Regions from separate parts of the Homo sapiens genome. Here region 1 is linked to region 2. A link is an interaction called in ENCODE POLR2A ChIA-PET data of the cell type or tissue named here. Cell type or tissue: MCF 10A. All regions are shown on one strand. Links, peaks and the distances in the headings refer to the core of each region. The heading gives the core; the rest is flanking DNA.

The links. Peaks named below come from ENCODE experiments on the same cell type or tissue, not always from the same donor. Only the 100,000 strongest peaks of a DNase experiment are listed, where the experiment ranks them.
Region 1: POLR2A ChIA-PET joins it to region 2 with 24 read pairs; 9 of 35 experiments call an interaction of 5 or more read pairs at or near these places.

What each region holds. Positions count from the first base shown.
Region 1 is chr16:1,687,868-1,697,571 of GRCh38, forward strand. It overlaps JPT2 (Jupiter microtubule associated homolog 2), which reads left to right. Exons shown (of 5, transcript NM_144570.3): 3 at 3,976-4,118. Among named protein-coding and RNA genes, the nearest start is that of MAPK8IP3, 13 kb to the right of the region's middle. RefSeq lists enhancers at 1,955-2,651, 4,221-4,515. In MCF 10A, for the core only: a CTCF peak has its summit at 3,712 (motif pointing right); DNase peaks (open chromatin) are centred at 1,164, 1,484 and 4,274.
Region 2 is chr16:1,742,112-1,751,815 of GRCh38, forward strand. It overlaps MAPK8IP3 (mitogen-activated protein kinase 8 interacting protein 3), which reads left to right. Exons shown (of 32, transcript NM_001318852.2): 5 at 1,221-1,365; 6 at 4,918-5,164; 7 at 6,133-6,235; 8 at 6,491-6,609. Among named protein-coding and RNA genes, the nearest start is that of MIR3177, 12 kb to the left of the region's middle. RefSeq lists a silencer at 8,805-9,017. In MCF 10A, for the core only: no CTCF peak of the experiment used is centred there; DNase peaks (open chromatin) are centred at 1,830, 3,610 and 4,230.

The sequences.
Region 1 (9,704 bases), core at 618-8,617, 55 kb before region 2:
AGTCACACAGACCTAGCCCCACAGCCCTCTAGTTGCAGGGCTTGATTGAGAAAAGTATGCAGAGGCCGAGAGTGTGTGTGACCGACCACATCATAGCCATCGAATGTTTATCAATTCCCATTCAGTGTTTCAGTGAATCTTCAGTAGTCTCTGTGTTCTTTGTTAGTCACCTGGTTTAGATGTTCCATGAATTGTTCTTCCTCTTCTAGCAATGATGACCAACGTCTATGAATTGTTAATATTTACCGGGGACTGTGCTAAGTGCTTTGCATGTGTATTTTTCATTTGGTGTTCGCTATAACTAGGAGTAGGTTGTTTTGCTCCTTTCACAGAGGAGGAAACAGGCTTGGAAAAGGTCACTGGCATGCATAAATCCCAAGCTAGTCAGTAGCAGAGCTAGTCGGTAGCAGAACTAGTCCGTAGCAGAGCTAGTCGGTAGCAGACCTAGCCGGTAGCAGTGCTAGTCGGTGGCAGAGCTAGCCTTTGAATTGAGGTTTTTCTGACTCCAGATTCCATGCCTTAAACTGACTTCCTGAATGTATCCACTGGGATAAATTTCTCAAAATGGAATTGGTAGATCAGATGATATATGAGTTTAAAATATGGATAGATAGTTCCAACCGGTTTTTCAGGGCATTGCCTGGTGTTTACCATTCTTGTGTATGTGCTTATTTGCACCAGCAGTATTTATCTTTTAGTTTTGCTTTTAAAAACAAATCTTGTAGGCCAGGTGCGGTGGCTCACGCCTGTAATCCCAGCATTTTGGGAGGCCGAGGTGGGAGGATTGCCTGAGCCCAGGAGTTTGAAACTGGCTTGGGCAACATAGCGAGGCCCAATCTCCCAAATAAATAAATGATATTTTTAAAAACAAAATAACACAGAGCCCTTGGAAATCAAAAATCTAGCAGGAGGAAAAAACATCTCTCGAGTTTATCTTCAATTATTAGTGAATTTAAGCATGTTTTCTTGCTTCAAAGCTGAATTTATTTTTCAAGTAAAATGGTAATAGACATATGTGGTATGACTACCTAGTTATGAAGGTTAAAAGCAGAGGTACATTGTTTAGTACCTATTGCACGTATACGTGGTAAAAATGTTTGTGGTTTCCAAAAAATTCAGGAGTGTGGTAACCTTGGGTGAGAGTGAAGGAACACAGGAGTTTCTGGGAACGGGCACTGTTCTCGATGACTTTGGCAGTGGTTACCTGGTGTCTGCCTTGTAGTTATTTGTGATAGTTAATGTCTTACAGACTTTTCTGTTATGTTTCACAGTTTAACTATTTTTTAAAAATGAGTGATGTCTTTGGCCAAAAACTTCAAATTGAGTTACTTTTATCTTCTATTTTAAAAAGCTGGAGTCACATTAAAAAAAAAAAAAGTCAGCCGTTATAGCACAGCCAGGAACATTGCAGTGGGGGCTGGGGGTTGCACACACAGTTTTATCCGCCCCGTGGTCCTGACGTGCTTGTTGACACAGCCCTGCAGCATTGCTGAGGGCTTACTCAGCAGGCCAGGACTATTCTAACCACGTCACCTGAGTTAACTTGTTTAGCCTCACCAGTGACCCTAGGTAGGTATGATTATTTATTACCTTTTTTTTGTTTTGTTGGTTTTTTGAGACAGGATCTTAGTCTGTCACCCAGGCTACAGTGCAGTGGCACCATCACAGCTCACCGCCTCCAACTTCTGAGCTCAGGCAGTCCTCTCACCTCAACCTTCTGAGGAGCGGGACCAGAGGCTAATTTTAAAATATTTTTGTAGAGACAAGGTCTCACTTGTTTCCCACGCTAGTATTGAACTCCTGGACTCAAGCAGTCCTCCCACCTTGGCCTCCCACCGTGCTAAGATTACAGGTGTGAGCCAGTGCACTTGGACTGTTTGTTACCTTTTTAAAGTTAAGAAGATGGATATGAAGGAAGGTTGACATAACTTGTCCAAGGTCTCACAGTTAGTGAGCAGCTGAGCAGAGACTCCCTGACCCAGGCAGTCTGGCCACAGGACACTCTCCCCACCGTGCTGTGCTGCTCTCCCTGGCCAGGGGTGTCAAGCTTGGGGACTGTGGGTCCCTGGGAGGTCCATGGCTGAGGTTCAGAAGGTTTATCACCCTGAAGTCATGTGAAAAATGTACACATTTCTCTGCAGGGCGAGTCCCGCATATCCCCAGGTGTTCTGTTACCACCTGCAAAAGGTAGACACGCCCGCCCGACCCCCCACTTGCTGTGCTCTGTTATAGTCCTCCTTGTCGCTGCACTCTGGGCCCCTAGAACTGGTGTCCCAGAAAGCCACCCTGCTTTAGGCCCCGCCGCAGCAGTGGGGCCCTCAAGCGGGTCTGAAGACGAGCAGGTGCACAGACCCCCAGCCGAGCCTCATCTCCACGCAAGCACACGTGGGCTCTTCATCCGGTTGCTTCTGTGGAGCAGTGTGGATTGTTAACACTAGGAATTAACTGTTGAATATGTGGTTTTTTCCTGTAACCAAATTGCTGTAACTGTACACTAACCTTGTGTGAGAAAAGTTTGTAGTCCTGCTAAAAGCTCCTCTGTCTCTGCCTATATAAATGAAACCCTAATGTCCCTACTTCAGAACACTGACTCCATTCCTTTGGAGTTGGTGTTTCCAGGTGGGCTATACTCAAGCATTACACATGAATAAACTCTCTTTAAGTTAAATAAATCAATTTACAAAATGTAATTTTTCGAGAACAGAAAATGCAAAAGATCAAAACTCTGTAAACAAAAAAAGGAGACCATGTTAAGCAGTGTGGAGCCCCTGCATTTCCCCAGTCCTGTTTCTTCACACGTGTAGGCATCCCCCACAGGTAACTGCTTTTCTTCAGATAAAAGCAAATAAGAACACTTCCCCTTTTACATGAAAACACTGCATGCTATATGGATTGTTTGCACCCTTGTGTTTTCACTGGATGATATGTATAGATACCTCTTTATCATTGCATAGAAAATAGAGTTGACATGTTTATTTCCATCCCAGACACTGTTGTAAGCATTTGACATATGAGCTACAGTAACTCACTGAGCTTTCTTCCAGTCCTGTGAGGGAGTTCTTTTATTATCCCCATTCTACAGATGAGGACTGTGGGACACAGAAAGGCCAAGTAACTTCCATAGGATCACACAGCAAGTTAGCAGAATGCATCTTCTTTCCTCTTAGATTATAAGTTCTTGGTGCACCAGGGCCATGATTTTAATGACACCAACCTCCATTTAGCATAGCACTTTGTCAAAAGTGGGTGCTTGGTGTCTGCTGAGTGAAGAGATGATCAGTTGGTCCCACAGGGTAGCCATCTTTCTGTGGAATGTTAGGCACGGGCATTTATGCTGAGCATCTAGCCTTTAGTCACCTGCTACTAGGAAGTTACCTCTTAGACGCACATTTTCATTATGGCTTATCAAGTCACTTATAGTTGGCAACAAAGATGTTACATGTGTCTAATTTGCTGACATATCTAGTCACTGGAAGTACCAGCCAGAATGAGGTCAGAAGAATGACTAATAAATATTTTCAGGATGGCAGGTTTCCCTTGAATAGGGCATGTTATTAAATTCAGAACTCTTATCTGTGTGACTTAAACATTTAGCTGTTTATTTTTAATCTACTGAAGAACTTTTCATGGGTTTTGTGAGCAGACACTTCAACAGGAAAGCATGAAATGTTCAGGGTTAAAGAAATTCTAGAGGGAAAATCTGCAGTTTGATGCCATCTCACCTCTAGAGGCCAGCCTAGATCAGCTCAGTTCTAGACATAAGGGCTGCAGGCAGGCCCCTGATCCAGCCATGGTTTTCAGGGGTTTCATGGATCTTCAGGGGTTTCAGTCTGAGCATCCTGCCCTGTTGGCCTGGAGCTCAGGGCTGGCACTCGGGGTTCCTATGAGAGGAGGTCTCCAAAGCACTGCGGGGGTGGGGTGGGGTGGGGTCCGGTGGACGTCTGGTTGCTCAGTGTTCTGTGATCGTTTCTGCAGGGGGTAAAGGAAGTGGTATCTTTGACGAATCAACCCCCGTGCAGACTCGACAGCACCTGAACCCACCTGGAGGGAAGACCAGCGACATTTTTGGGTCTCCGGTCACTGCCACTTCACGCTTGGCACACCCAAACAAACCCAAGGTATGGACTGCATTCAGACGTGACAGCGCAGCAGCGGGTATGCCAGGTGCTCTTTCCAAAAAGGCTCCAAGGCAGATGCGACATGTTTTTAGGGAGAATCATGGTGGGTGCCGTAGATTATCCTGGATGCAAGCATTAGTCATCGAGTTTGGAAGTTCCCCTGAGTCACCCAGGAAACAGTCCAGCCTTGTGCTGACTGAAGCCGTGGGGGAAGCTCTTCTGTGCTGGTGGCGGACGCCCACTGCAGACGGGCTGTGGCGGCTCCTCACTGCAGTGCTGCGGGGCGCGGAGAAGCGGTGGGGAGCGGAACGTGCCGCAGACGAGCTGGGCCCTTGTCCGTCTTCCACTCTTCCTGTTTCACCTTGCAGAGGAAAAGTGACAGTTCTTTTCTGATGGGCTTTTCCCCGCACAGTCAAGGTCCTCGGCTGGTTACCTGTGGAGATTGTCAGCACTTGACTGAAGCGTAGCTGACGCCTCTGACCCAGTAATGGCATCAGTAGGATAAGACAAGTGGCCTGGAAAGGAGAGGAATGCCTACACGATGCGACCTCGGGCATGGCCTTAGCAGGGATTGATCAGAGCTGCAGCCTCCCTGGGCTATGGTGGAGGGCTTGCCTAAGGCCAGTCTCGGCTTTCGTGAGGACCAGAGCCTGCACTACCCTAGCTTGGACATTTGTTTGAATGGTGGCAGAACATTTCTAGGGTTTACTGCAGCCACCGTTCATCAGTAAGAAAGACCAGGATTTATTACTAACATAATTAGCGATATTTTTTCATCTATTCACTTTTCTACCTTTTTTGTGGTTAAAAGATATGGTCTGGTTCCTTAAAGTGGAAAATTCTTAACCATTTCTGGAGTTACTTAACGCCTAGAAAACTGCTGCATGTTTATTGGTTTATATGCTGGAAGATGGCCCATTGCAGAATTAAAATGGAAATGTAGACAGAAAGGAGAGGACATGAGTGGATGAGGGCATTGATCGCGGCCAGCCTGGTTTGGATTGCCCTACATCTCTCTTGTGCTGGCATCTCTGCAGCGACATCTCTTTCCAGTGTATAGAGTCTTATATAGGACCTGTTAGACTCTGCTGAGGTTTGGTCGTGTTTTTTCGTTTTATTTTGTTTTTTCTTTGAAATAGAGTCTCATTCTGTTGCCCAGGCTGGAGTGCAGTGGCACGATCTCAACTCACTGCAGCCACTATCTCCTGGGTTCAAGCAATTCTGCCTCAGCGTCCCGAGTAGCCAGTGTTACATGCATGCACCACCACGTCCGGCTAATTTTTGTATTTTTAGAAGAGACAGGGTTTCACCATGTTGGCCAGGCTGGTCTTGAACTCCTGTCCTCCAGTGATCCACCCGCTTCAGCCTCCCAAAGTGCTGGGATTACAAATGTGAGCCACTGTGCCCTGCCATGCTGTCTGAGTTATTTTCAAGAGAGCATCTATTTGGGAAGTATCTTTGGGGGCTTTACTACAAGGTGAACTTTGGCAAGACCAGAAATGTCCCAAAAGTCAGCAATTCCTCTACTACGTAAAGCACTCGAATTAGCCGGACACGAGAGCAAGGTGCTTCCTGCTGAGACTCACACTTTCCAGTGAACGTAGATCAGGTAGAGGACTGTAGGACATCAGTACAACTGGGCATAGAACAAGTGGAAACAGAGTAGAGCTTTCTTTGATTTTCTAATAAAGTTCTTTTGGTCCAGGACCATTGGACATCGCTAGCATCACCAGAGAAATGACTAATTCCAGGTCAGGGTCAGGGAATATACAAAATAAGCGTAGAATATCTCGTAATGCCAGAAAATGAGGAAGCCCTTACAGGCTGCTAGGGTGGTGTCAGAGGACTTGGGGAACAAGGTGAAGAGCAGCCATGGGGCCAGAGATGGGACCATTTGATTATCAAAAAGTGAAATAATTGCAGTGGATTTAAATTCACCAACTGTTCAGAATTCCCGGCTTCCTATTGATACTAAAAGTAATGTAATTTACGACCTTGGGAGAATGCTGGAGGACCGGCTCGTCACTGCGAAAGCGGGCAGATGACAGAAGGGGGCATTTAGCCAGCATTTCCTGCATGAAGTGTGTGTTAGGATAGCAGCTGTTGAAAGAAAGTTCCCTTTTATAAAAGTTTCTGGGATGTAAGTGAAGAAGGAATAAAGGAATTAGAATATCACTGTTTTATAAACTTGTACTGAAATCGTGGATCTGAGAAAATGTTCATCAGTGGCCGTTAACATCACAAAATGAGAGAGAACCAACACTTATGGGCCTGGGAATGGAAATCCACCATGGGCCCCCATTGACGCTGTTTCGTCAAAAAAATCAAGCTCAAATCAGACCAAGCCACATATTAATTAACACCACAGAGCTGCGCTCAGAACAATGGCTTACATAGGAAACAACATGACGAGAATAGAGGGAGGTCCTGAGGATTAAAGAGAGACAAGAATGTAGCCCTATAAGAGTCCTAATGGTGTTTTATTCTGTAATGGGAAAAAAGTCCTATAATTCATATGGAATTTCATGGTACCCCAAGTATCCAAAAATAATAATAATTGAAAAAGATGTTGGAGCTCTTACTTCCTGCTCTCAAATCTTACTGCAAAGCAACGGTAATCCAAACAGCATGGCACTGGCATGAAGACAGACACACTGACCAGTGGAGTCAAGTTGAGAACTGAGAAATAAAGCCTTCCAAAGGGCTTTTTTTTTTTTCACAAGGGTGCCAAGATCATCCAGTGGGGAAAGAACAGTCTCTTTAGCAAATGGCATTGGTACAATTGCATATGCACATGCAGAAGGATAAAAGCTTACTCTTTCTTACACCATACACAAGAATGAACTCAAAATGGATCGAAGACCTAAAGTTAAGGGCAAAAACTATAAAATTCTTAGAAGAAAATATAGGGACAAATCTTCATGACCCTGGATTTGGCAATGGAGGTTTAGATATGACACCAAAAACAGAGGCAACAAAATTAAAAATAAATTGGGCCGTGCATGGTGTCTCACACTTGTAATCCCAGTACTTTGGAAGGCCAAGGTGGGAGAATCACTTGAGCCCAGGAGTTCCAGACCAGCCTGGACAACATAGAGAGACCTCAACTCTAAAAAAACTTTTTTTTAACTAGCTGGGGGCTGGGTACAGTGGCTCATGCCTGTAATCCCAGCACCTTGGGAGGCCGAGGCAGGCGGATCACCTGAGGCCGGGAGTTCGAGACCAGCCTGACCAACATGGAGAAACCCCGTCTCTACTAAAAGTATAAAATTAGCCGGGCCTGGTGGCACATGCTTGTAATCTCAGCTACTCGGGAGGCTGAGGCAGGAGAATCGCTTGAACCCAGGAGGTGGAGGTTGCAGTGAGCTGAGATCGTGCTATTGCACTCCAGCCTGGGCAACAAGAGCGAAACTCCGTCCCAAAAAAAAAAAAAAAAATCAGTTGCGTATGGTTGCGTGCACCTGTGGTCCTAGTTACCTGGGAGGCTGAGGTGGGAAGATTGCTTGAGCCCAGTTGTTCAAGGCTGCAGAGAGCAGTGATTTTGCCATTTGCACTCCAGCCTGGGTGACAGAATGAGATCCTGTCTCAAAAAAATTATAAAAAGCCTAGGCATAGTGGCTCATGCCTATAACCCCAGCACTTTGGGAGGCTGAAGCAGGCAGATTGCTTGAGCCTAGGATTTTGAGACCAGCCTGGGCAGCATGACAAAACCCCTTCTCCACAAAAATACAAAAAATTACCCGGGCATGGTGGTGCACACCTGTGGTCCCAGCTGTTCAGGAGGCTGAGTTGGGAGGATCACTTGAGCCCAGGAGGCAGAGGTTGCAGTGAGCTAAGATCATGCAACTGCACTCCAGCATGGGCAACAAGCAAGACTGTCTGAAAAAATAAGTAAATAAATAGGTCTTCATTAAAGTTATAAACTTCTGTGCATCAAAGGACACTATAAAGAATGAAAACAGGCCAGGCACAGTGGCTAACACCTGTAATCCCATCACTTTGGGAGGCCGAGGTGGGCAGATCACCTGAGGTCAAGAGTTCGAGACCAGCCTAGCCAACATGGTGAAACCCCATGTCTACTAAAAATACGAAAACTAGCCGGGCATGATGGTGGATGCCTGTAATCCCAGGTACTCGGAAGACTGAGGCAGAAGAATCAACTGAACCTGGGAGGCTGAGGTTGCAATGAGTTGAGACTGCGCCATTGCACTCCAACCTGAGTGACAGAATGAGACTCTGTCTCAAAAAAACAAAAAACAAACAAAAAAGCCTGGGCACAGTGGCTCACACCTGTAATCCCAGCAATTTGGGAGGCTGAGGCAGGCGGATCACGAGGTCAGATCAAGACCATCCTGGCTAACATGGTGAAACCCCGTCTCTACTAAAAATACAAAAAAAGTAGCTGGGCGCCTGTACTCCCAGCTACTCTGGAGGCTGAGGCAAGAGAATTGCTTGAACCCAGAAGGCAAAGGGCGCAGTGAGCCGAGATTGCGCCACTGCACTCCAGCCTGGGCAACAGAGTGAGACTCCGTGTCAAAAAAAAAAAAAAGTGAAAAGATAACTCGCAGAATGGGAGGAAATATTTGCAAATCATTTCTGATAAGGAGTTACTATCCAGAATACATAAAGAATGCCTACAACTCAACAACGAAATAACAAACCCAATTCAAAAATGGTAGTGGACTTGAATATACATTTCTCCAAAGAAGAGATACAAGCAGCCAAAAACCACCCGAAAAGATGGTCAGTGTTATTAATAACTGGGGACATGCACATCAGAAACCCGTGAGATGCCAGTGCATGCCTGTTCGGATGGTGTGATGTAAAAATGGAAAATACGAGTTGGTGAGGATGCAGAGAAACTGGAGCCCTCGTGCATTGCTAGTGGGATTGGAAGATGGTGCAGTGGCTGTGGATACTGCCAGTTCCTCAGAGTTAAACAGGATTACCATATGACCGAATAATTCCACTCTTAAGTACGTACTCACAAGATTTGAAAACAAGGAGTCAAACACTAGATCCTTGCACCAGGATTATTCACAGTAGCCCAAGGGCGGGAATGACTCATTTGTCCATCAACAGATGAATGGGTAAACAACATGTGGTCTGTCCATACAATGGAATATTACTCAGCCATAGAAAGGAATGGAGCATTGACACACGCTACAGCATGGATGAAATTATTATGGATGAAATATTACAGCATGGATGAAATATTATGCCAGTATTTAAAAATTTGACTTTGAGGCTGGGCACAGTGGCTCACGCCTATAATCCCAGCACTTTGGGAGGCTGAGGCACGCAGATCACTTGAGTCCAGGAGTTTGAGATGAGCTGGGCAACGTGGCAAAACCCTGTCTCTACAAAAAATAGAAAAATTAGCCAGGTGTGGTGGCTCACGCCTGTAGTCCCCACTACTCGGGAGGCTGAGATGTGAGGATCGCTTCAGCCCAGGAGGCAGAGGCTGCAGTGAGCCAAGATCATGCCACCGCACTCTAGCCTGAATGACTGAACAAGACTCTTGTCTCCAAAAAAAAAAAAAAAATTGACTTTGATATTTAAGGAATCATTAATATTCGCAGTTTT
Region 2 (9,704 bases), core at 1,180-9,179:
GTCCTGAATAGCCCTGAGCAGTGTGGGCTCCAGCATCTGACCACGTGGCCTGCCCCCCAGACCTGAGGAGGTGAGGAGCCAGCCTGGCCTCTGGGACCTCTGGGCTGTTGACTGGAAACCTCCCGCGGAGGAGGACGTAAAGGGAGACCTTGGGCTCCATCCCTGCTCTTGCTTATGGCCCACAGGAGGTCATCCCTAGGGACTGAGCCCACAGCAGGGGGCACTGAGCACTGTCCTGACAGCTCCAGCTCCCAGGCGCTCCCACTGTCTTGCCAGGCTGTCCGAGGCCAGGCTGTCCCAGGGTCCGTCTTCAGGTTCGGGGCTCCCTGACAGCAGAGAGGACACGTGGGGAGGGAGAAGACGCCCCTCAGGCTCAGGCTCCGGCTGCAGCAGATGAGACGGGGTCAGTCCTTACTCTGGATGTGTCGTGTTCAGATATTTTGCAGTGAGGCAGCCTCATGAACAGGAGTAATGAGGATGGGCAGGAGGGGCCAAGGAACAAGGCACAGGGGCAGGAAGGCTGGATTCCCTCTGCTGGCGCCAGGGGAACAGGCAGGGCTGGCAGTAACACCACAGGGAGGCAGGGCTGGGCACACATAAGACAATGGTCCTAAAAGGCATTGCTCATGGTGGCCGTGCAGCGCTGACCGTGATGCCAAGTCCCGTGGCTGGCTCTGCTGTGGGGTGTCTAAAGCACACCCGGCTTGTGTCTGTTTAAAATTGAACTTAGGCCGGGCGCGGTGGCTCACGCCTGTAATCCCAGCACTGTGGGAGGCCGAGGCAGGCGGATCATCAGGTCAGGAGATCGAGACCATCCTGGCTAACACGGTGAAACCCCGTCTCTACTAAAAATACAAAAAAAAATTAGCCAGGCGTGGGAGGCTGAGGCAGGAGAATGGCGTGAACCTGGGAGGTGGAACTTGCAGTGAGCCAAGTTCGTGCCACTGCACTCCAGCCTGGGTGACAGAGCGAGACTCCGCCTCAAAAAAAATAAAATAAAATAAAATAAAATAAAATTGAACTTAATAAAAATGAGAAACTGCAGCATCATGGGAGGGGAAGCGCCACGTAGGATCATAACTGAGTAGCTGCTCGAGCTGGGCTGCTGGCTGGCATGGAGCGGCCCCATCACTCGAGGTCTGCTTGCCCTGGGAGGGCTTGGGAAATCTTCACGGCCACCCTCTAACCATCGCTTCCTCTCCTCTCGCCCCCCATTTCAGCAGGAAGGAGCGCCCCACCTCCCTGAACGTGTTCCCCCTGGCTGACGGCACGGTACGTGCACAGATCGGGGGCAAGCTCGTGCCTGCGGGGGACCACTGGCACCTGAGTGACCTCGGCCAGCTGCAGTCCAGCTCCAGCTACCAGGTTTTGTAGCCGTGCCGTGGAGTGAGAGGCTCCTCCCTGTTGCTGGTGTTCCCCGTTCACTGGGGCGGGAGCCTCGTCTGCAGGCAGCCCTTCACGGCTCTCTGGGCCACTCGCCCTCTCCCTTCGTGTGTGGCAGGATGGAGAAACCCAGCCAGGGTGTCAGGGGCTCAGGCTGCCCAGCAGGCCCTGTGTGGCTGTGGCTGTTCCACGCGGCCTCGTGTCGGCACCTGCTAGTCCAGGCTAGACCTCCCTGCCCTTGGATAGACCGCTCTGTAGCCAGGGGTGTACAGTGCCTGTCAGGGTTGAGCTTAGTGATCCTCTCTCAAACCACACCCCCACATAAAGCCTCATGCTCACCCGGGCTCCAGCCAGACACATCCTGCCCCTGAGAGCCACGCCTCTACTCTCGGAGGAACGTCAGTGTCTAGAGTGTGGGGTTTGCCCTCCGTTGGCAGAAAGGTGAGGAGAAAGCTCCTCTTCTCTGGGCCCCTCCCTGCCTGTCCCTGGTAACGCCTCCTGGGTCCTGAGTTTGAGAAAGCAGAGCCTCGCCCCAGCAGGTACTCACAGCCAGAGTGCGGGGGCCCCAGCAGGTTCTCACAGCCAGCCGGTGAGTGCACCTCAGAGCACAGGGGCCCAGAGCCAGGCCACTCCTTCAGGGCCCCAGGTCGCTTGCTGCCAGTTTTGGCCTGTGAGCTCACTGGCCTCAGTGCCAGGTAAGGACAGCCACCTTCCTGGGAAGAAGAGGTGACCCCGGGTCTGGTGGATTTCCCACAGGGGCCGTCAGAGGATGTCCACAGAGGCAGAGCCCTTGGGGCCTGTGGGCTGGGTTGGGCTGGTGGATGTGGGGCCTGGGACTTCTCCAGAAGCTTACTTCCTGCTGCATGCTTTGCCGACTGTCCTTCCACCTCTAAGTGTCCATCGTGCCTGTGGGGGCTGCTGCAGGCTCCTGCTCCGTCAGCCCACCTGCTGCTGCGCTGCTCTGGGAGCGAGCTCCCTCATGGCATCTGGAACGCTCTCCTGTCCTCCCTGTGCTCAGGGCTGGAGAGAGGGTGGCGGGGCTGCGGGCTCCCCGGGCCTTCTGGGCCCAGCCCTGCCACCTGGGCCCACCTCCTCTCACTGTCTCTGGCTCACGCTTCCCGGGCCTGGAGCTGGGACCTGCCCATAGGCATCTGAAGACACGTCAGCCTCAGCCGGGGGGAGCCCTTGCTTGACGCTCTCTGGCCTCCGGGCTGCCTCTCGCGCCCGCTCTGGGCCCGCTCTTCTTCTCATGATGTCTTTCCTTTCACCTCCTGCGTTGTCTGACATCGTCGCTCTCTTCATAAATTGTAGCGTTTTATGTTTTCGTTCATAGGAGTGTTTTATTTGATTTTTCTTTATTTTAAATTATTACATTTAAGTTCTTTTTATTTTATGCTCTAGGTTTTGAAGTTTTTCTAATTTCTTAATTTTTTTGTTGTTTTTTGTTTTGTTTTGTTTTTGTTTTTATGTACTGTATTTTCAGTGTTTTAACCAAACAGTTGTGGCTACTCATGGTGAGGAATGACCGCTAAGAGTTTGGGTTCTTTCAGTGCATTTGGAGGTCACTGCTACACGTTGATGTTTAGGAGGTTGAGAGGTTTGCCTTTAGGTAAGTTGTGGCCAGGGGGAGTGTCCCATGGGTAAGTGGTGGCCCTGTAGGGTGACGGAGAGCTAGGGGAGGCGCAATCAGACTGCAGAATTCCCCGCAGCCACCATGAGGGTCAGGAGCAGGCCGGGGACCCAGCGTGGAGGAAGGTGGCCCAGAAGCGTTTGTCTGATGTGCACAGCTACACCCTGCCTGGCCACATGGGGTTCCCTGTTTTCTCTCTGCCGGGTGGTGGCAGAGTCGGTGAGACACCAGGTGCCTGTGACACATTGGGTAGACAGGTTCTTTGAGAACGTCAGCACAGACTTCTTGCATGAGCGGTACTCGCTTCCTCCAGCGTGGGGAGTGACATGAAGAGCAAGGGTTTTCCTTTCAAACTGGGCATAGCTGCAGAGCCACAGGCCGTCTCAGACATTTCTACAAAGCCACTCCGGGAGGCGGGCTGCGCCCGTGTGAGGGCTCTCCCTCGGCACTGCTCATCTTTTGGGGCTGGACATGCATGGCCTGGGCCGCTGGGACGCGGTGGGTGTGGAGCAGCATCCCTGGCTTCCACCCACGAAAGCCAGGAGCACCCCCTTCATTTGTGACCACAAAAATGTCTCTGGACTTTGCAAGCATCCCCTCGGGGCAGTCAGCCCAACTGAGAATAGCTACTATAGAGGAAGGTGTGTCATTTTGAGATTCCTTCTAGAGAAACTTAGGAGCCTGGTAGATGAAGCAGAAATGTGTCCTCTGAGTGAGTGGCCGTGTCCGGTACTGAGAGGCCCCGTGCCCTGAGTCTGGCGGTGACCAGAGAGGCTGGGCAGAGGCAGAGGTCAGCACTGGCCATGACTTCTGGAAGTCCCGTCTGCCCTGGTCACTTAAAGGCCAGTATAAGTCAGCTGTGGAGAGGGCTGGATACCCCCTCGACAGCTCCTCCCTGGGTGAGATCCTTAGCATTAGAGTCCCCCACGGTGCGCCCTCTGAGAGACCACGGGAACCCACCCAGCGGCTGCCTGGGACAGGCACAGGAGCCACCTGGGTGCCTCTGAGGCCTTGCACTTTCCCACACCTCAAGGAGGGCCGGGGGCCACGGGCAAGCTCTGCCATAGCGGGTGATCAGGTCAGCTAAGACGAGAACGTTTGGGGCTCTTTTTCTCCAGCTGGTTCAGTATCTTTGTTAGGAAAGACCATTGGAAAGAATGTTTGTTTCGCATTCCGCATTAGTCACATAGAATGCGCTCCTCCCTAGCGAGCTTCCTGAGGTAGACGGCTGGTTGCGGTTTCTCGTAATCCGGGCTGCCCCCACCCTCCAGAATGTCTTGGTGGCGTCCCTTTCTGTGAGCAGGGATTGTGGTTTCTTTGCGCTTGCTCATGTTCAGGGGTGAGCTCTGGTCCAGTCAAGCCACAGGGTCAGCACCTTCTGGTCACTCCCTGGCCCTGACCTGAGCCCGGGGAGGAACGTGGGGCAGGCGCGGGTGGGCCCAGCCTCGAGCTCTTCAGCACAGTGATGGTGACGGGGCAGCGGTGGCGGCACAGCCAGCCCTTCTTGGGTCCCCAGTCAGAGCCCTCTGCCCTACCTGGGCTGGACTTGTTTCTGAACAGCCACAAGCTACAGGGGGCTGCCGCTGTGTCCCTGGCGAGGCACTGGCCCATTACAAGCAATCGTCTGGGGAGGGCACCAGTGGAAAGCCCCGTTCCAAGCCATTTCAGGAGGGTGGCCCTGCTTCCGAGGAGCCGGAGTCAGTGGCCGGATAAGCAGAGCCACTCGGGAGTGGTGAGGCCCGGAAGGGTTAGCCCGGTGGGCGGCAGAGGAGCTCTGGCCCGCAGGGTGTCGGGCGAGGCAAAGTGCAAAGCATTGGTGCGCGGGGCCTCAGGCAGCCACGGCGGAGCCGCAGGCCAGGGACCTGCAGTGACTCGCTCTCCCTCCTCCCTGTGTTTGGCCTTAGTGTCCACAGGATGAAATGTCCGAGTCAGGCCAGTCCTCGGCGGCCGCCACACCCAGCACCACAGGCACCAAGTCCAACACGCCCACATCCTCCGTGCCCTCGGCCGCCGTCACACCCCTCAACGAGAGCCTGCAGCCCCTGGGGGACTATGGCGTGGGCTCCAAGAACAGCAAGCGTGCCCGGGAGAAGCGCGACAGCCGCAACATGGAAGTACAGGTCACCCAGGAGATGCGCAACGTCAGTATAGGTGGGTGCCCACCTCCGGGACTCTGGGCTCCCTCGGGCAGGAGGCAGGGCTTGGTTTGGGTAGATGTGAAACTAATGCACCAGGCGGGCAGTGCAGGCAGCAGAGACGTGTTCCTCACAGCCCGGAGGCTGGGGTCCAAGATCAAGGCGCTGGCAGGGTAGGTTCCTCCTGCGGCCACTCCTTGGCTTGTAGACACCACCTTCTCCCTGTGTCCTCAACAGGCATCCCCTGGGTGTGTCTGTGTCCTCATCTCCAGCTCCTACAAGGACATAGCCCCATTGGATTAGAGCCACCACGTGACCTCATTTTACCATAATCACCTCTTGAAAGGCCCAGCCTCCAAATACAGTCATGCTAGGGGGTATCTATTAACATATGGATTTGGGGAGACACAACTAAGGCAGTAGCCTGCGTCACCCCACGGCACACAGCCCCACTAACCAGTAACCTGCATCGCCCCACGGCACACAGCCCCACTAACCAGTAACCTGCATCGCCCCACGGCACACAGCCCCACTAACCAGTAACCTGCATCGCCCCACGGCACACAGTCCCACTAACCAGTAGCCTACGTCACCCCATGGCACACAGCCCCACTAACCAGTAACCTGCGTTGCCCCACGGCACACAGGCCAGTGAGGGAAAGAGAAGAGGGGAATGAGGGCCGAGAGGAGGTCCAGCCACTGGCTTGCTTGGACGTGGGATCTCTGGGGACTGGGCTTACTGCTGACACTCCCATGCAGAGAGGCTGCTGCAACCCACCCCGCTCCAGGCCCCGCCTCAGACGTCTACTGTGCTGGGGTTCGACCTCTGCCCAGTCAGCCTGGGAAGAGCTGTTTTCTGATCATCCCCACCTAGCAGGTGGTCCAGCTCCAGCCCACCAGACTCAGGTTCCGAGGGCAGCCGTGAGCAGGGCAGAGGCTGCCAGACCCTCTCCTGACCCCAGGTGCCCCTGTGCTCTCCCCTAGGCATGGGCAGCAGTGACGAGTGGTCTGATGTTCAAGACATTATTGACTCCACGCCAGAGCTGGACATGTGTCCAGAGACCCGCCTGGACCGCACAGGAAGCAGGTACTGGCTCAGCCCAGGCCCTGGGGTCCTGGGGGCTCAGTATTTATCCAAGTCGGTGTCTTTGGTGAAGTCTTCCTCTGCCACCACTGGGAGAACCATCAAGGCTGTGGCCTACCGCCTCCATCCACGACCGGCCTGCAGGGCAGTGTGGGCATTGAATGGCCACGGTGGGAGGTGTTGGAAGAGTCTGCAGACGCAGCCACTCCGGGCTGCCCACTGACTCTGCTCTCTCTCCCGACCTGTGGATCCCAACAGCCCAACCCAGGGCATCGTGAACAAAGCTTTCGGCATCAACACCGACTCCCTGTACCATGAGCTGTCGACGGCAGGGTCTGAGGTCATCGGGGATGTGGACGAAGGGGCCGACCTCCTAGGTAAGCGCAAGCCTTCCCCCGCACCGCTGTGCCTGCACAATGCTGGGGCTTTCTGCTGTTGGTTTTGTTTGTAATGAAAGGAAAGTCCTCTGTCAGCTGTGAGCTAGGAACCTTTTTTTTTCCAGCTTTGTTGAGTTGCGTTTCACATGGAATTGTCCCTCCATCTCCACAGGGGATTGGTTTCTGGACTGCCCCAAGGATGCCAAAATCTGAGGCTTCTCAAGTCCCTGCTCTGAAGTGGTGTAGTGTTTGCACCCTCCCGTGTACTCTAAATCACCTCTAGGTTATGTTGTAGATGCTGTGTAAGTAGTTGCTGTTATGCTGTGTCGTTTAGGGAATAATGACAGGAAAAAAGTGTACACGTCAGTACAGACACGGCCACCACAGGCCTGTACATTTTCTGTGAGGCTGGTTGAATCCACACATGCAGAACTCGTGGGTATTGAGGGTCGACTGTATCATAAAATTCACCCGCTTCGAGTGCACGGTGCGGTGGGTTACAGCGTACTCACAGGTGGGGCAGCCACCCCCATGATCTCAGTTTAGAATGTTCCGCCATCCCTAAAAGAAATCCATGCCTGTTAGCCTCGCCCCATCTTCTGCACACACCCTCAGGGCTGCCAACTCTCCAGGAGGTTGGGAGGGTGCCCGCTTCTCTGCTCTGTGCCCATTAGCCTCGCCGCACACCCTAGGACCATTGACTTTGGAGGAGGTTGGGAGGGTGCCCACTTGCCCACTCCTCCGCAGACAGCCCTGGCTTCACCTCAGCGCCACAGGTCTACACCGGACCCCTGTGCCTAGGTCTGTGGCGGCTGCAAACATCAGGACCTGCTTCCTGTCAGCACGTGGAGTCTCCTGTGCTCATGGCATCTGCTGGCAGCTGAGCACTGGCCATGTGGCTCTGAGCCCCAGGCTTTCAGGCATGACAGGCGGGCAGTAGGACAGCGCAGTCTGTCCCCTTGCACGCGTCAGGGTCCGAGCCTTTCGCCATGGCCTTGCTTCCCCCAGCCCGCAGGGTGAGAAGCTCCTGGATCCCAGGCTGCCTCCTGGTGTACTCCTGAGCTGATTGTCTTATCTGGGGCAGGGGGACCTCCAGGGAGCAGAGTAATGTGGGGTGCTGAGCACCAGCAGGGCCTCACCCTGACAGGGAGGCCTGTCTCATCCTGGCTTGAGTCAGAAAGTGCCCCAGTAGAGGCCATGTATGAGTAACATAATATTCACCATGTTAACCGAGTTGAAGTGTTCAGTTCAGTAGTGTTGGACACACTGTACTTGGTGGTGAAAGATGGAATGCTCCCCGAGATCAGGACGGCGGTGAGGGCGCACTTTGGTGCTGTGAATTTTCTGTGGAACTTTTCTCATGTGTTGCAAAAATATATATAAAAAATCCAAAGGAGATTAATCTTCAGAAAAATCCTGCTAAATAGGGGTAATCTCTTTTAATATTTTGCTATCCTTCCACTCTACATAATTCAGATAATGTTTATTTATTTATTTATTTATTTATTTCTTAGACAAAGTCCCGCTCTGTCGCCAGGCTGGAATGCAGTGGCGCCATCTTGGCTCACTGCAACCTCCGCCTCCCAGGTTCAAGCAATTCTCCTGTCTCCGCCTCCCAAGTAGCTGGAATTAGAGGCACGCGCCACCACGCCCGGCTAATTTTTGTATTTTTAGTGCAGACGGGGTTTCACAATATTTGCCAGGCTGGTCTTGAACTCCTGACCTCCGGTGATCCACCCGCCTCAGGCTCCCAAAGTACTGGGATTACAAGTGTGAGCCACCATGCCCGGCCGATAATGTATATTTTTTAGCTATTTTTTTTATTTTTTGAAAAAATTATATATGCTTATAATAATATTTAAATAATATCAGCAAATGCCAAGAAGAGAGTAAAAACCAGAGGGAACCTCCCCACCATGCTATAATGATTTTTTTTTTTTTTGAGACGGAGTCCCACTTTGTGGGCCAGGCTGGAGTGCAGTGGTGCGATCTCGGCTCACTGCAACCTCTGCCTTCCCGGGTTGAAGCAATTCTCCTGCCTCAGCCTCGTGAGTAGCTGTGATTACAGGCATGCACCACCATGCCCAGGTAATTTTTGTATTTTTAGTAGAGATGGGGTTTCACAGTGTTGGTCAGGCTGGTTTTGATCTCCTGACCTTGTGATCCACCCGCCTCGGCCTCCCAGAGTGCTGGGATTACAGGCGTGAGCCACCACTCCTGGCCGATTGTTTTAATGTCTTGGTGACACCTACCAGACACCATGGCCCATGGCCCACAGAGGTATGACACATGTGTACGCAGAACACACAGTGTCAGGTCGCAGCTGCCCTTCTCATTGTGGGCGGTGTCATTTCCGTGGGTGGCAGCACTGACGGGCACGGCCACCGTCGGTCCTTACTGCAGCATCAAGCCGCCCTCCTGCCAGTGTCCCCATTTATAGATGAAGAAACTGAGGCCGGGCACAGTGGCTCATGCCCGTAATCCCAGCACTTTGGGAGGCCGAGGCGGGTGGATTGCTTGAAGTCAGGAGTTTGAGACCAGCCTGGCCAACATGGTGAAACCCATCTCTACTAAAAATACAAAAAGAAATTAGCTGGGCCTGGTGGCGGGCACCTGTAATCCCAGCTACTCGGGAGACTGAGGCAGAAGAATTGTTTGAACCCAGGAAGCGGAGATTGCAGTGAGCTGAGATCGCACCATTGCACTCCAGCCTGGGTGACAGGGAGAGGGACTCTGTCTCAAAAAAAAAACTGAGGTCAGGGAGGGTGAGATGACGGTGAGAGCTCGGACTTGAACGCAGGTCCCACCCAGAACAGCAGCCCTAACTCTGAGCAAGGTCTGTGCTGTTCAGTAGCTCTATTGAGATGTGATTTCCACACTGTGTAATTCATTCACTTACGGTGTACAGTCCAGTGGGTCTTAGCATGCTCGGTGTTGACAGTCACATCGTCTTCACCCCCAAAAGGAAACCCCGTGCCCATGAGCAGTCGCTTTGTCTGCCCCTCGTCCCCAGCCCCAGGCAACCACAAATCCATGCTCTGTCTCTGTAGATTTGCCTGTTCCAGACGTTTCACAGCAATGGGCCTTTTCTGCCT